Linked DNA regions of Homo sapiens: regions 1, 3 and 4 are each linked to region 2. Evidence: chromatin contacts called from ENCODE Hi-C or POLR2A ChIA-PET data. All regions are on one chromosome and are shown on one strand. The core of a region is the stretch at or near the end of the contact, and the rest is flanking DNA. Distances in the headings are between cores, read along the strand shown.

The links. A loop is a pair of places that touch in the nucleus more often than their neighbours do. ChIA-PET counts read pairs that join two places held with the same protein, here RNA polymerase II (POLR2A). Pooled maps may share reads with other maps.
Region 1: a pooled map shows a loop between it and region 2 (4-fold over the local background). The contact joins two enhancer-like sites. A Hi-C loop is called at or near these places in 6 of 50 pooled maps. POLR2A ChIA-PET finds 5 or more read pairs at or near these places in 2 of 52 experiments (activated CD8-positive, alpha-beta memory T cell and activated naive CD4-positive, alpha-beta T cell).
Region 3: a loop to region 2 is called in a pooled map, with 4 times the contacts of the local background. The contact joins the promoter of HM13-AS1 here to the enhancer-like site in region 2. A Hi-C loop is called at or near these places in 4 of 50 pooled maps. POLR2A ChIA-PET finds 5 or more read pairs at or near these places in 3 of 52 experiments (Caco-2, activated CD4-positive, alpha-beta T cell and activated CD8-positive, alpha-beta memory T cell).
Region 4: a pooled map shows a loop between it and region 2 (2.9-fold over the local background). The contact joins the promoter of ID1 here to the enhancer-like site in region 2. A Hi-C loop is called at or near these places in 4 of 50 pooled maps. POLR2A ChIA-PET finds 5 or more read pairs at or near these places in 2 of 52 experiments (MCF 10A and T-cell).

Annotation. Positions count from the first base shown.
Region 1 is chr20:32,284,460-32,287,159 of GRCh38, reverse strand. All of the region lies in intron 1 of KIF3B (kinesin family member 3B), which reads right to left. Among named protein-coding and RNA genes, the nearest start is that of KIF3B, 8.2 kb to the right of the region's middle. Within about 2 kb of position 1,324, at least 10 of the 41 ENCODE cell types and tissues checked have a DNase peak (open chromatin) inside an H3K27ac peak, as active enhancers do.
Region 2 is chr20:31,893,851-31,896,550 of GRCh38, reverse strand. The region is part of intron 3 of TTLL9 (tubulin tyrosine ligase like 9); the gene reads right to left. Among named protein-coding and RNA genes, the nearest start is that of TTLL9, 25 kb to the right of the region's middle. RefSeq lists an enhancer at 1,416-1,465. Within about 2 kb of position 1,275, at least 14 of the 41 ENCODE cell types and tissues checked have a DNase peak (open chromatin) inside an H3K27ac peak, as active enhancers do.
Region 3 is chr20:31,571,872-31,574,642 of GRCh38, reverse strand. It overlaps HM13-AS1 (HM13 antisense RNA 1), which reads left to right and starts at 1,380. Exons shown (of 3, transcript NR_046853.2): 1 at 1,380-1,501; 2 at 1,720-1,844. It overlaps LOC107985416 (a long non-coding RNA gene), which reads right to left and starts at 1,633. Exons shown (of 3, transcript XR_005647051.2): 1 at 1,205-1,633. RefSeq lists a silencer at 1,101-1,680 and an enhancer at 1,482-2,023.
Region 4 is chr20:31,603,981-31,606,680 of GRCh38, reverse strand. It overlaps ID1 (inhibitor of DNA binding 1), which reads right to left and starts at 1,392. Exons shown (of 2, transcript NM_002165.4): 1 at 868-1,392; 2 at 171-628. The coding sequence starts at 1,293. The coding sequence ends at 587. LOC105372588 (a long non-coding RNA gene) reads left to right here and starts at 1,486. Exons shown (of 2, transcript XR_936669.2): 1 at 1,486-1,578; 2 at 1,736-1,990. RefSeq lists enhancers at 1-238, 285-954, 955-1,625, 2,015-2,194, 1,930-2,700.

The sequences.
Region 1 (2,700 bases), core at 75-2,574, 390 kb before region 2:
CAAAAATATGGAAAAATGGTTATGAAATAATGTTAAGCAAACATTTCCAAATAGAAAATGGGAAATATGCTTTGAATACAACTTTCTAAAAATATACTTGCAAGTAGTCAAGTAAGCTAAAACCTGAGTTAGGATACCATCACCATGGGTAAATTCCCCAACCAAATTGTAATTCTGTCTGTCTTTTCAGCTTTAGGTTAACACTGCCATGTTAAAAACATTATTTAAGGGGGGTTGCCTTTGTAATTTAAAATTTTTAACATTAAAGGACCTAGTTTAAAGAAATCATCAGCAGTGCAGACAAAGGTTTACACAAAATAATCATCATTAAGATGTTCTCTGAAGCATTACTCATAATGTTTAAATGTTGAAAATGGCCTAAATAACAACAATGGAGGAAACAGGTGAGAACTGCAAGCCTATGAGATAAAATGTATTTAGGAATACATTTGTATATGGACAGTAAAATGTTAACAGTAGTTATTTCTCAGTGGTGGATCTTAAAGTCAGCCTTATTTAATCTGTTCAGTATTTTCCTCATTTTTTTACTCAATGGAAGTTTATTATTTTTATAATCGGAAAAAATTATATATTTTTAAAAGGCTGACAATTGAAGAATAAGGAAAAACATTACATATATTTCTTAGGCCAGAGTCTAACTTATTATTGCAGATCTTGCAAAACCAGTAACTACTTCCACCAAGGACTATCTTCTTGTGGTTATCTTTAGGTAACTTGAACTGATATTTTATCTTACCTAGATGGAATCTTTTATGATTTGCCAGCTAGATTTTTTGCTTATGTTCTGAAATGTGTTACAAAGTAATGATTACTGTAGTCTGCTAAGCTGCTAGAGATTGTGCTATGAGCTTTTAGTTTCTGTTTAATTTATGTCACACACAAAAGGCCAAGCAAGCCCTTCCTGAAAGCACTGCTGAAGGTGATATGAAGGACTCCAGAGTGGTTAAGTCCCAAGCTCCCAATAATCTATGGCAATTTCTATTTCACTTGAACCCATTTCCATTTATAGACTATATTCAAGCATGACAAAATGCAAGTGCTGCAAATGTCTTGCCAAAAACTTTAAAAATAAAAGCCACACCCACCATGATTATCACTGGTTCCCTCTCTAATGCAAATTATGAGTTAAATAAATCAGCATGCTAAAGATAGATCTTCCTGTGTGAAGAGCTCAATGTCCGCAATCAGTGTGACAAAGTGAGAAGACACAATGTGTCACCATGATTAACTGAACCTTAAACATGAACATCCCAAGCTGCTGTGCAGATGTGTGATGCTGATAAGATGAGCTGATTGTAATGCTCTCTGACTGCCAAGAAATACGCTCTAAAAGCCACACCCGAAAGGTCTGGGAGAAAGCTCAGTATGAAGTCACCAAGAAAGAACAAAATATCACCCAACTCAAGGTTCAGTCTTGTGGGCAGGGCTGGAAGGGCTTTGGGAAGAACTGTCCTATATCTTTATTTTACATATATATATGTATGCGCAAGACAGAGGCCTAGAGAGGTTGAGTCACTTGCTCCAAGTCACACAGCAAGTAGCAGAATTGATAGAATCCTGCCTTTACCCAGTTCCCACCATCCTTTCAGGTCAAAATTTCCTATAATGGCATAGTCCTCGACCAATATATCTTTCTGAGAGTCTAGAAAGACAGGAGGTGTTGAAAGGAAAATAATGAGCCCACAGGGCAGAGAGAGAAAACTGAGGCACAGTGAGATGGAATGTTTTAACAATTAGTTGGCAGGTGTTATATGGGACTTTATCCACTATCTTCTCACCCAGTGTAGATATTTATCACCAGAATCAAGAAACAGCTTAGAGCTAAATGACTCAGAATACAAGCTCACAGTTCCTACCTGCTTCAGCTGTTCGGACCCTGAAGTTAGATCACTAAGAAGTGTGAGAGGTAGCTTATCTGACCAAATGAGATATCTGTTTGCGGCCTCATCAGTCAAGTAACTGACACCCATCTAGCTCAGAAGTTTTTCCCTTGATTTTCTCAAACATTCTTTCAAGTCACTGTTTTTTTTTTTTTTTTTGGTCATCATTTAAAATTAGTTATGCAGGTATGGAAGAGAAAGGCCTTTGACAAGACAGCTAAGATGTGGTCACTGCCCACCTGAAAAACAGATGAACACGCGAATGAATGGTAGAAAGAGCAATAGACTTGGAGTCAGCAGATGTCAGGAAGTTACTGAACTTTTCTGAGCCTCTACTTTCCTCTTCTGGAAATCTGTGTTACAGGATTGGTGTGAGGTCTAAATCTAAATGAAACAACATGTGTAAAGTGCTTACAACAGTGCTTGGCTAATGTATCTTAGCTACGACTATTACCTTCATTGTCATTATCATTGGTAAGTCTTAGTTTTGCTACTGATTACCTAGGTGAGAGCATCTCAAACTTTTAATGTGCACAGGAAACATCCGGGATCTTGGTAAAAGGCAGGCTCTGATTTATTAGATCTGGGCCTTGTTATTGTTGTTGTTTTCTTCTTCTTCTTCTGTTTTTAAAAATACAGAGGAGGTCTCACTGTTTTGCCCAGGTTGGTCTCGGACTCCTGGCCTCCAGTGATCCTCCTGCCTTGACCTCCCAAAGTGCTGGGATTACAAGCGTGAGCCACTACACCCAGCCTAGATTCTGCATTTCTGACAAGGTCCTGGGGACATGGTACATCTGTC
Region 2 (2,700 bases), core at 26-2,525:
CAAAAAAAACCAAAACAACAACAAAAAAAACAATGTAATCAGTCATATTAACAGACTAAAATGGAGAAATCACATGATTATATCAATTGATGCAGAAAAGGCATTTGACAAAAATTAAACACTCATTCATTTAAAAACTCTGAGAGGAACTTCATCAACTTGATAAAAGCATCTTAAAAAAACTCGAGCTAACATTATAATTAGTGGTGTGTGAAAGTTGTCAGATTCAAAATGGAATCACTTGTGTCAAACCCTGGCAAAATAGGGCCAGGGGGCCGGGCTAGGTGGCTCACGCCTATAATCCCAGCTCTTCGGGAGGCTGAGGCGGGCAGATCATTTGAGGTCAGGAGCTGGAGACCAGCCTGACCAACATGGTGAAACCGCGTCTCTACTAAAAATACAAAAAAATCAGGCCGGGCGCAGTGGCTCATGCCTGTAATCATAGCACTCTGGGAGGCTGAGGCAGGCAGAACACCTGAGATCAGGAGTTCCAGACCAGCCTGGACAACATGGTGAAACCCCATCTCTACTAAAAATACAAACATTAGCCGGGCATGGTGGCTGGTGCCTGTAATCCCAGCTACTGGGGAGTCTGAGGCAGGAGAATCGCTTGAACCCGGGAGATGGAAGTTGCAGTGTGCCGAGACTGTGCCACTGCACTCCAGCCTGGGCAAGAGAGCGAGACCCTGTCTCAATAAATAAATAAATAAATAAATAAATAAATAAATAAATAAATACATGAATAACCTTACTGTTCCAGAAGGCAGAGGGACTGAAATGGGTTGGCATGGCTGCATTCCTTTTGGAGGCTCTATGGGAGAATTTGTTTCCTTGCCTTTCCCAGCTTCTAGCCGGGCATGGTGGCATGTGCCTGTAATCCCAGCTACCCGGGAGGCTGAGGCAGGAGAATCGTTGGAACCTGGGAAGCAGAGCCTGCAGTGAGCCGAGATCACACCACTGCTCTCCAGCCTGGGCTACAGAGTGAGACTCCATCTCAAAAAATAAAAAGTAAAAAAATAAAAATACAGAGCCAGGAAAGGTCATGAAGGGAGGAGTCTCATGCATGATTTGCCAGATAATAAGAACTTTCACAAGAACATTTTCCAAACCACAGCTTCCCACATGAGACAAGAGTACTGCTAACAGCACAAGGGCAGCTAGCAGCTAACACAGGAACACTAGCCTGACACGGTTTCTCAGGCCCAATCCAAAACTGCAAGGGCCTAACAAGAACTCCGAGACTCCAAGTCCTACCTAGCAACTACTGACACTCACCAATCTGCTACTGAACTCGCCAGCTCTCATAAAAAACACTGCTAGCGCCAATGAACTTTCTTTTGAAACAACTTACGTAAATCTCCTCTTTCCCCAAGAGAACCCTAAACTTTTCCTTTGTTCTCAGACATGCTGGGGGCTGCCCTAGTCTATGTGGACATCCTGGATTGCAGTTCTACTTCTTGTATATTATTCCCAAATAAAACCTTTTTACTTGGAGATTTGTCTCTATTTTTTTATGTTGATGGATGAAAAACTGGAGTTGGAGACCAGACTGGGCAACATAGTGAGACACTGTCTCTAAAAATAAAAATAAATTAAACAATAATCAGCACTGCAGCCCCACATAGCTCAAATACTAACAAGCTCAAGACGGCAGTGAAGGAGGTTGGATTGGAGTACACGCAATTTAATTAAAGCTGCAGCCCAACCCATGTTCAACTCAGCTTTAGGAGGAATCTGAATGATCAGCCCCTAAACCTGCTAGTCAGAGGAAGGAGCTCGCATACTCTATAAAGTGTGTGTACGTATGTGTGTGTGTGTGTGTGTGTGTGTATATACATGTATATATATATAAAGTGTGTGTATGTATGTGTATATATGTATATGTATATAAAGACTAAAAAATTATGATATACAATTGTTTTTCATACACAATATCCAGAGTGCAGTTCTAAAAATATAACACATGCAATAGCAAAGCAGGGAAATGTAATACATAATCAAGAGGAAAAAGAGCCAACTGAAATAAACCCATAAATGACCCAGTTATCAGAATCATTAGAGAAGAAATTTAAAAATTATTATAAATATGTTATAGGATTTATGGGAAAAGATGGATACAATGTGTGAATAGATGAGTTACTGCAGAAAAGAACCAAATGGCCAAGTGGCTCATACCTGTAATCCCAATACTTTGGGAGGCTGAGGTGGCAGGATCACCCAGGAGTTCAAGACCAGCCTGTGCAACACAGTGAGACCCCATTTCTACACAAAGTTTTAAAATTAGCCAGGCATGGTGGTACGTGCCTGTAGTCCCAGCTACCTGGGGAGCTGAGGTGGGAGGATCACTTGAGCCCAGGAGGTTAAAGCTGCAGTGAGCCATGATCGCACCACTGCACTCCAGCCTGTGTGACAGAGCAAGACCCTGTCTCAAAAAAAAAAAAAAAAAAAAAAAGAACCAAATGGAAATTCTAGAAGGGAAAACTATAATATCTGAAATTGAAAGTTCAATGGATGTGCTTAACAAGAGACTAGGCATTGAGAAGGAAAAACCGTACATTTGAAAACAGTCTAATTGAAATTGTTCAAATTGAATTAGAGAAAAAATTTATACATGAACAGAACCTCAGTGACTCGTGAGATAATATCAAGCAGTCTAACATACATATAACTGAAGTTCAAGAAAGAGATGGGGAAGAGATA
Region 3 (2,771 bases), core at 131-2,630, 320 kb after region 2:
GGGAGGTGGAGCTTGCAGTGAGCCGAGATTGCGCCACTGCACTCCAGCATGGGCGACACAGCGAGACTATGTCTCAAAAAAATAAATAAATAAAATAAAAAAAAAATGCAAAGTGAGCAGGGTGTGGTAGCACGCACCTGTAGTCCTAACTACTCAGGAGGCTGAAGTGGGAGGATGGCTTGAGTGCAGGAGTTCAAGGTTACAGTGAGCTATGACTGCCACACTGCACTCCAGCCTGGACTACAGTGAGAGCCTGTCTCAAAAACCAACAAGCAAAATACCCACCCACACACAGCTTAGTTTACATATATAGCAAAAATCTTCTTCCAAGCCACCTAACTCCTTTGTATATTCCTTGCCCTCAAATTTACTCAAAATAGTATCTCCCTTTTTTTAATATTTTGGAGACTCTTCCATAAATATCTATTGAGAACACACTATGTGTGATTTCCATGTATTTATTTATTTTACTTAATCCTCACAGCCATTATGTAGACGAGGAAAGTGAAGCTCAGAGATGGGAAGTCACTTGCCTGAAGCCGCAGGTTGGTAAACATTAGACTCTAGGTAATTTGATAATTTGTGTCCATTTATGAAGTGCCTGCTGTAGCCAGGCCCTCAGGATTGTCCCAAACCTTTATAGTCACTCTTACAACAAATACTGAGTGCCTTCATGTTTCAGGCAATGGGCCAAGTGTTGGGGCTACGGTGGAGAGGAAAACAAAGGCTTAGCCCATGGTTGAGGGAGGTTCAATTGTTCACCCCATTTTTCAGGTAAGAAAACCAAGGAAGAGAAGGGAAAGAAAGTGTCCTGAGATCACACGGTCACACGAAAATAGCTGAGGCACGGCGCGGTGGCTCACGCCTCTAATCCCAGCACTTTGGGAGGCCGAGGTGGGAAGATTGCTTGAGCCTGAGTTCGAGACCAGCCTGAGCAAGAGTGAGAACCGCCGTTTCAACTAGGGGAAAAAAAAAAAAGCCAGGCGTGGTGGGACACACCTATATTCCCACCTGAGGTGGGAGGATCGCTTGAGCCCAGGAGGTCGAGGTTGCAGTGGGCCGTGATCGCGCCACTGCACTTCAGCCTGGGCGACAGAGTGAAACCCTGCTGCACAAATAAAAGAGAAAAGGGAAAAAGAGCGGAGACAGGCAGCCCCGCTTTACAGGTAGGGAAAGTGAGGCACAGAGAAGTAAAACGACCTACCCAAGGAAACCCATCTAGTAAAGGCAGGGACCGGGATCGCAGGCTCTTGGAGCTCACCAGTCCCCGCCGGGCGGTGCTTGGCCCCTCCTTCCCCTCCGGCGGGCGTGGCCCGGCCGGGCCCGCCCCCTCCCCTGCGCGCGTTCCTGGCAGCCCGGCCGGCGTTTCCTGCCTGCGTCGCTGAGCTGGCGGGCGGGCAGCCCATCTGGCGGCCCCCGCGGGGCGGCGCGGGGAGGCGGCCCAGACTTGCTGGAGCCAGGCGCCGGCCCGGGGGCCCCCCTGCCCGCCTGGAGAACCCAGGTGTGGCCGCGGCGGGGGTGGGGGGTGGTGCTTTCCTTCCCGCTCGCTCGGCCCTTCCTGACGCACCAGGGCAGGATGCAGCCTCCTCCCGTCCTCTCCTCGGCCTCCGCCTCCCGCGCCCTGGCCCGGAATGCTGGAGGGAATCCAAACGCAGGGCGGGGAGGCAGGGGCAGGCCCCTGAGGCCCCGCCCCTGATAGCCATTTGATACCACCGCTAGTCTTGCCCGTGTTTGGGGTGACTCAGCTTCCCTGCTTGTGCAAGAACAGCTGAACTCTGACCTCCTGAATGGCCGACTCTTGCCTTGCTCCTCAGGGACCCCAGACACGATCGTAGGAACCGGAGGTACTACTGCCCTAAGCCATAGCGCTTGACATTATCCATTTATTCAGCAGTTTCAAGTCGCGGCAAGCGGCGTTTGACCACTTCTGTTCCCTGCCCAGTGCTTAACTGGTACCTGGTGCCGGCCTGATGGAGGCTCTGAAGGCTTTCCCTCAGAAAGCTGGACCCGCCCTGGGAAGCAGGTCCTAACCCCCCTTCACAGTCGAGCACAAGACCGCTTCATTCACACTGCAGGAGCCAGCCCTGCTGTCAGACTGACGGTGCCAAACCCCCTTCTCCAATGCTGCCCCCAAAAGGAACCAGGGATCCATTATCCTGATCATGTCAAACGGCACCACGGTGAATACGAGTCTTGGAAGCCAGACACTCTGGGTTCACATGCCCCCTGGGCCCGCCCTTACGGTCTCTGCCTCAGTTTCCCCATCGTAAGAATGATGTAGGTACCTCAAAGTGTTGTTACAACGATTAAGTAAATCTTAAGATACATTTGAAACTTGAACACGGGTTTCAATTGTGCAGGTGCACTTAAACGTGGACTTTTTTTCTACCTCTGCCACCCCTGAGACACCAAGACCAACCCCCTCCTCTTCCTCAACACAGAGACCAGGATGAAGATCTTTATTTATGATGATCCACTTTCACTGAATAATTTTTTTTTTTTTGAGACGGAGTCTCACTCTGTCCCCCAGGCTGGAGTGCGGTGGTGCAATCTTGGCTCACTGCAACCTCCGCCTCTTGGGTTCAAGTGATTCTCCCACCTCAGCCTCCTGAGTAGCTGGGACTACAGTCGCCTGCCACCATGCCAGGCTAATTTTTGTATTTTTAGTAGAGTCGGGGTTTCACCATATTGGCCAGGCTGGTCTCGAACTCCTGACTTTGTGATCCGCCTGCCTCTCTCGGCTTACTGCAAGCTCTGCCTCCCGGGTTCAG
Region 4 (2,700 bases), core at 143-2,642, 290 kb after region 2:
GGGGGAAGAATAGACTTTAAAGACACCGGAAACACTCATTCAGGCCGGTAAGAGCAACAATCCAGATGTAGCCCTCCAATTCTCCTCCCAGAACCAGCTGTGAAGAGGGTCAGGGGTCAACCCCCAGCCCAGGCCCCTCCCCTCAACCCAAGAAGTCACTACAACTTTACCACCATCTAAATTATTTGTTTAATAACAAAAAAACAGCCCCACAGAACTATTGTAAAACAATATTTTCAGTCGGTGATCATTGTAATATACAATACAAAGCAATTTCCTCAGAAATCTGAGAAGCACCAAACGTGACCATTTTTTAAAATGTCTGCTTTTCAAAAAATAGAAACACACGAGTGGAATCCCACCCCCTAAAGTCTCTGGTGACTAGTAGGTGTGCAGAGAGGAGCGCCCTCTCCTCGCCAGTGCCTCAGCCTCAGCCCCAGGCTGGATGCAGTTAAGGGCGCAGTGGCCGCCGATCGGTCTTGTTCTCCCTCAGATCCGGCGAGGCGCGTTGGGGGAGACCCACAGAGCACGTAATTCCTCTTGCCCCCTGGATGGCTGGGGTCCGCCGGTCCCTGGGGGAGGCGCTTCAGCGACACAAGATGCGATCGTCCGCAGGAACGCATGCCGCCTGTGAAAACGAGAAGAAATGAGACCGGCGGGTTGGAAGGGACGCCGCTCCGAGCGCAGCGAACGCCCCCTTCCCCAGGAAGCACGACGGGGGAGCGCTTTTTCCAGGCTCCTTAGGCACCCCCGCATAGCCAGGTACCCGCAAGGATGGGACGGAAGTGGTGCAAGCGCCCACGCCCTCTCTGGCCTCCGTTTCCCCGTCGGTATAAGGATGATCTAGTGGTCGGATCTGGATCTCACCTCGGCCGTCAGGGCGCTGATCTCGCCGTTGAGGGTGCTGAGCGGAGCCCGGACCGGCAGCCCTCGGCCCCCGGGGGTTCCAACTTCGGATTCCGAGTTCAGCTCCAACTGAAGGTCCCTGATGTAGTCGATGACGTGCTGGAGAATCTCCACCTTGCTCACCTTGCGGTTCTGGGGCAGGGTGGGCACCAGCTCCTTGAGGCGTGAGTAACAGCCGTTCATGTCGTAGAGCAGCACGTTTACCTGCTGCTCGTCCAGCAGGGCAGGCAGGCGCGCCCCGGCGCCCCCGGCGCAGCGCGAGATGGCCACGCTCTGCTCAGACAGACAGCGCACCACCTCGCCCGCACCGCTCGCTGTCTTGCCGGCCTTCAGCGCGCAGCTGGGGCCCGCGGCGGCGGTGGCGGTGCTGCCACTGGCGACTTTCATGATTCTTGGCGACTGGCTGAAACAGAATGGGCAAAGCGAAAAAAATGAGGTGGAAGCCCGAAGCAGATACGGAAAATGGAACAGTTAAGAACGTGGAATGAGAGTGCGGAGCCACAGCTTGTCTTTTATAAACACGCCACGGCCCCCGGAGGGGCGGGCTCAGAACGTTCAAAAGCAGCCAATGGGCGGCATGGGGGCGTGACCCGCGCTCCTAGGTCCAGCCTCCTGCTCGTCTAGTGCCTGCTCGCAGTGTGGAAAGACGACCCGGGTTTCAGAACAGCAAGGGTGGGTCGGTGGCAGGGCACCGGGCAGGGCAGCGGGTAGAGGCGAGGGCCGCACTGGGCTCCTCTGGAAGGAGGCAAGGAAGCTAAGCAGGCATTGCCTTATAATGAAAAGACCTCAGGAATCAGTTTTTCCCATATTCACTTTCTCACTTCTCCAGCTCCATTTCACAGATGAGAGAAATTGAGGCCCGAACGGAGAAGCGGCTGGCTCTGGATAGCCCAGAGAGCCTGGGTTTCCGGACCCTCTTGGAAGATGCTTCTCGGACCCTGATCTACAAATATCAGGACCGAAATTTAAAGCGGGCGCTCCTTTACATCTGCTCCCCTGGGCTTTCTCAATTCCTAAATAATGTTGCTGTTCGTGTTCCTGAGACCCGGAGGGCCTACCCAGATCCCTCCCGGGTGGGAGCAATTAATTCGGGAAAGTCTAGTAAGTTTGGGGCTGGGTGGCTGGGAAGTGAACTAGATAGAGCGCAGTGGAGTGAGGCTGCATTCGATTCCACCTTGAATTTGCAGCTCCTTGCAAAAATTTCCTGAACCTGCAACAGTTCGTGATTTTTTAATGTTTTTTCCCATTTTTGGCTGCTTTTTAAATTTTCTTCTCAAAGACCTCAGAGCAGGGTCTCCCTCCCACGGCGCGGCAGCTGCGGAGCTACAGTCTCCCCCCTCCCTTCCCGGGCCGGTCTGTGTCAGCGTCTGAACCAGCGGCTCAGACCGTTAGACGCCAGGCCTGTGACGTCACCCATTCATAAAACCCGGACGGACTGTCAGGCTGGCGCCGCGCGGGCGGTCGCCATGGAGACGACAAACTGGTCTAGCTAGTTCCCGTGCTCCCCCCAGCCCGTCACCTGCAGACCCCGGGCGGGAGGCCTGGGAATGCGTTTCTTGCGGGCGCGGTCGCTGAGCAAGGGTCACCTTACCTCCCCGCCCCACACCTGCGAGTCTCCCAACCCAGACCCACAGCTTGGGCCGCTTGGGGTTTCTTCACCGCTCCCCCCACCTCTCCGCCCCAGCTACCCCTTCCAGCGTGGGGAAAAAGGCCTGAGTTCTCTTTCCAGCTCTGCAGCTGAGTGAATTCAGGCGGGTCGCATGCCCTCTCTGAGCCCTAATATTTAATATCTGC